Linked DNA regions of Mus musculus: region 1 is linked to region 2. Evidence: chromatin loops called from intact Hi-C (ENCODE). Cell type or tissue: left cerebral cortex. All regions are shown on one strand.

Region 1 (2,500 bases), 310 kb before region 2:
CTGGAGAGCTAGTCTGTGATCATCCACAGTAAGGTATGCTCCCTGGGGGCAGCCACTGATTGGCTGGAGGAGAAAGGTCATAGCTAGCCACTGGGATCAGAAGACATCGGGTTCCTGACCGACTCACTAGGGCCAAGGGCAAGCCTTCACCCCCCTCCCCAAGGGACAGTTACACTGCTTCATCTTCCTGTAGGGTTGATTAACTATGCTAACACACGGAGCACCCAGCCCGCACCTGCTCATGAGATTACCCAGGTGGAGGGTGAAGGCAGCCCACTGCCTTGCGCTGGCCACAAAGGCCCCATCTTCCACAGAGAGGTAACGCGTGGACACTGTCTGGGAGCGCAGGCGATTGAAAAGGGAGACCTTTGAGCCGGAGGAGATGCATACTGCGAGGGGAACGTGGAATCAGTACCCAGGCCTCTCAGATGTGGTCTCTCAGATGCCTCAGCTCATCTTCTGACCCATGTAACAGCCTGGCTAATATGCCCACTGGCCTAGACTCAATGGTTATCTGCATTTCATAGCCTTTTGCCTGGGGTCTTGATTTTTGAGCTTGCCAGCTCCCTGGTACAAATGAACATCCTTCAGTGATGTGAGCTGGGTTCATCAAGTCACTCGGGGCTGCTTTGTGGCAGGCACGGCGTCGGGTACTGGGTATTGATGTGTGAACTGGGTCCAGCTTTGCTCTGAAATAGTTCATGGTCTGGAGGGCATAAATACAAAATGCTAACTCCGTGTGGGAAAGGTCTAAGCTAAGGAAGGCTTCTTGGGGGTGGGAAGTGTGAAGCAGGTGGGAGTTGCATAGATGGCTGCTAGAGTCTGAAAGAACAGGGGGACTCTCCTAGAGCCTGGCTTGTCTTCCAGCCGATGGCATGCTCTCAGTCACAGCTTCATTTTTTTTTTTTACTGGACTTACACCAGCTGGGGATCAGGCACTGACCAAGTGCTGTTCATCTCCTCTCCGTGCTGGACAGACTGCTGGCCTTCCATTTATACCTAGCCCAAGCCCTTTCCATTTAATTTACTATACAATAGATTCTTCTGCTCTTCCCTTTTTCTGTATGTGTGTGCAGGCGTGTGGCTGGACACACACAGCTGTGTGTGCGTGGGTGTGGAGGCCAGAGCTAGACTCCCGACACCTTATTCTATTACGCTCTACCTTATTCTCTGAAACAAAGGCTCTCACTGGATTGAGAGCTCTTTGGCTAGAGCTTTCTAGCCAGAGAGTTGGAGGAGGATCCTATTGTCTATTTGCTCAGAGCTGGGATCACTGACATCTGCAGCCACACTCAATTTTTACGGGTATTCAAACCCAGGCTCATGTGTTTGCCTTGCAAGCACTTTACCCACCAAGCCATCTCCCCATCCTTTGCTTTTCTAAATACATATGTCAGCTCAGTTCACTCTCCAGGACAGGATTCGAAGCCAGACTGCCAGACTCTGCACGCATAACCATTACTCTAGGTCCCCCACTTTTCCTGAGCACCAAGGTGCCAGCTAGGACACTGCTTGGAACTGGGATATTCCACAGGACTTTTCAATGACACCAAGGAGCTGGATTCCGGGATCACACTGAGTCGTGGTTACCTCCAGACTGGGGGACACTTTCTGGGCAGACAGTCTCAAGCAAGCCACATGGTATGCTATACTGAAATCAACCAATCAACCCACCCTCTCTCTTTCCTTCTCTCTCCCGATCCATTTTTCTTTCCTTTCCCCACTCACTCCCTCCTAGGCTGACCTAGATAAGAGTTCAGAGTTCTTTTATCTAAGCACTGGAATTACACATGGGAACCACCATCTTTGGCTGATGCAACTTCCTTAAGGTCATTTTTAATTTGCCCCGGATTTGGCACCTGGCTGCAGCTTTTGTCTGTTCTGAGTCCCCCACTGTCATCTTCAAATCTGATATCTATCTCTTACCTGTGTCCTGTCTGAAATCTCTGTGTGCCTTTTCTCTTAGTCTAGGCCAGCCACTCCACCCAGACTCCTCCCTTCTTTCTACCCAGACTCCACCTCTCACCCCCTCCTCCACACTTGCACCCTCCGCCCATTTTTGCAGCTCTGGGTTCGAATTGCACCCTTCCACCTCGCCCCTCTCACGGTCTGTGTTTTTCAGCGACTGCTTCTTCTGCGAGGGCTTGGAGATCACCTTGATGAGGCGACTGTGGAAAGTGCCCAGCTCCTGGCCCCCTCGCAGCACCAGTCGCAGCACCAGCCGGAAGTGCTTCCTCTTATCGGCGTCCGAGATGTACAGGGTCTTGGCACAACCAAATTCCTACGGGGCTCAAGGGGATGCGGCAGGCCTTATCTCAACTTTGCCAGCGGAAGAGCCAACCTTCCGCAGTTATGACATCCTTACCATTAGGACAAGAAACCGTACTAATCTAGGGACTAGGTCAGAACCCACCCTCTGGCCTCCCCAGTTGCCTTTTGGCTTCTGGAGGGGACTTGGGGAGTCTACAGTTTTGCCTCCTCTACAAAAAGAAAAAAAAAA
Region 2 (2,500 bases):
TGTCCTTGAACTCAGAGACCAACCTGCCTCTGCCTCTCTAGTACTGGGATTAAAGGGGTGCACCATCACCACCCAGCAAAATTTCTTGAAGAACACAAAAATGATACTGTATAAGAAACCCTGGAACAGTGTGACATCAGGAGAAGGCCGGCTGCTAGGAATGACTGCAACAGTCGGGCACAAGTCACAAGCTAGGGCCAAATAACCGCAATGCACAAACCAAAAGGGTCGATACCTACAATCCACAGCGGTTCTGCAGATCAGTAAAAGGCTATTCCGATTATCCTTCCTGTATAAAACACGCAAGATTAAAGTGAGGGGCCATGCAGCTCAGTAGTGCACACGGCCAGGCAGGAAGCCCAGGGTTCCCGTCCCTGCACTTCCAAAACCAAAATCGGGATATATCAGGCAATGATGGTTATAAAGTATCTTTAACACTTGTTTGTCTACATATTGTAGCTTTCCCCATATCAGTTCTGTTTGTGAGTTGTTTTGTTTTGAAGTGCTATCCCACTGTTTGGTTGGGACCCCTTAACTGGTGACACTTAAAAAGCTATGTGTGGCACTGTGCTCAGGATCGACAAAACCAATTCCAACTAAAGTCTACTAAACCTGAGACGAAGAGGCTGTGCTGAAGTGCTTCAGCTCTGCCAAGTATCCAACCTCCTCACTAAACGATATGAAGGCCATGCCCCAGTGTTGCTGCGGTAACTCAAGACAGCCTTAAAGGTGAGGGCTAACAGCAGTTAACAGCACCGGTTGCTCTTCTTGAGGACCGAGGTCCAACTCTCAGTACCTACAGCTCACGGTAACTCTGGTTCAAAGAGATTCAATAACCTCTTTTGGTCCCTGCAGGCACGAGCCACGTGTGTGCTTAGACATACATATGGACAAAACACTCAAACACATAAAATAAAATAAAATAAAATAAAATAAAATAAAATAAAATAAAATAAAATAAAATCTTAAGTATAAATAAATAATAGTCTTGATCCAAAATAAATGCTATCATGGAAAGGGTGTCGGTGAATTTGAATGGGAACGCAATTTCAATCCATATCCTATCGCGGAGCTCCCTCTGCTGGCACAGTGGGAGCACAACAAGTTCAATGCTGACAACTCACAAGGGCATTTTATCTTCACCACTAAGACCAGGAGTTCCTTTAGAGAACCCTGAACATAGTCTACAAACAGCAAGAATGACCAATGTGTTTTTACACAAGTAATGACTAGTTAATGTCAATTCCCCTTCAGATTTCAGCTAAGGCTGGACTGTACCTAATATTTTTATATATGCAATAGTCTACACTAGCATGTCTGGGAAAATTCATAAATTTTATCTTTAATTATTTCCTTGGGCCTAGTTCCTAATAAAGGAATTTACCAGGTCACAGGTTTGATCTTTTCTTTGGGGGGTTGTTTTTAATTATGTGTATACAGCAAGGAGTCTCTTCATGTGTGAGAGGAAGTGTCTTCAAAGTCTCAAGAGGGCACTGGATCCTGTGAGCCTGGAGTTACAAGTGGTCATGAGTCACTGGGAACTGAACTCAGGTCCTCTGGAAGAAGGGCAATGTTCTTAACTGTGGGGCCATCTCTCAAGCCCAGATCTGAATTTTTTAAATGCTGATAAAGAATGCACTCCAGAAGTTTTATCAATTTGTTAATCTACCAATGTAACATTACCATTCTTTTCAGTCTCAGAGATAATTAATCTGAATCCCAAAACAAAGGGAATGATTTCCATCTCCAAGGTGAAGAGTAGAGACCCATGAGAACACTGCCCTGCCAATGTCTGCAGACACAGAAGCCCCTCCTCAGGAGTATCTCTACCTTCCTACGTGCTGCCAAGCTTGCTACGTTTCTGTAGGGAGCCCCAGGGACACGTTAAATTCCCTTTTACTATACTTTGGCAACACCCTGGGCCTACACCAATATTAGAACTCATGTCCTTCCCTGCACTTGATGGCACCTGGGACCAAGTCAGAGATACAACTGAGGTCAGTCTGTATGGGCATTTACAAAAAGGGCCGACTGAGAGAAGTCTCTCTGAGAGTGGATGGCACCATCTGACAGACAGCCCAGATACAGAGGGCTCTGAGGCAAAAAGAACAAGTCTTGCATGCCAGCCTGACTCTGCTCCTTGCTGGCACACCCATTCCTGTTGCTGCTACAGCTATTATCACTGCCATCCATCGCTGGCATTAGACTCCAGATTCTTGGTCTTCTATCATGGACTAAAGTCAAGTGACTCTCTGGGAATCTTCCAGGCCCTTAGAGCCAGACTGAGACTGCTGAAGATATCCAGTGTTGTGGATTGAGCAGCTCACAGGTTCTCAGCCTCTCCGAGCTGCAGCCAGCCACTGATGGCCCTTCCAGACCCTATGTTTAGGTTTAAAGCCCCAGGGCTCCTTGATCACCTTTTTTCCCTTCCCTTTAGCTGTGTCCTCTCCCTGGGATGAAACCCAGCCCCTCACACATGCTAGTCAAGTGTTCTGCCAGA

Evidence for each region. Hi-C counts contacts between places; a loop is a spot of excess contacts. Peaks named below come from ENCODE experiments on the same cell type or tissue, not always from the same donor. Only the 100,000 strongest peaks of a DNase experiment are listed, where the experiment ranks them.
Region 1: a loop joins it to region 2, with 8 times the contacts of the local background. A loop is called at or near these places in 14 of 42 quality-filtered maps.

Annotation. Positions count from the first base shown.
Region 1 is chr2:164,408,149-164,410,648 of GRCm38, reverse strand. It overlaps Rbpjl (recombination signal binding protein for immunoglobulin kappa J region-like), which reads right to left. Exons shown (of 12, transcript NM_009036.1): 6 at 2,107-2,281; 7 at 252-389. Among named protein-coding and RNA genes, the nearest start is that of Matn4, 4.6 kb to the right of the region's middle. In left cerebral cortex, no CTCF peak of the experiment used is centred here; a DNase peak (open chromatin) is centred at 1,150.
Region 2 is chr2:164,102,288-164,104,787 of GRCm38, reverse strand. The region is part of intron 9 of Stk4 (serine/threonine kinase 4); the gene reads right to left. Among named protein-coding and RNA genes, the nearest start is that of Stk4, 29 kb to the right of the region's middle. In left cerebral cortex, a CTCF peak has its summit at 1,080 (motif pointing left); a DNase peak (open chromatin) is centred at 1,085.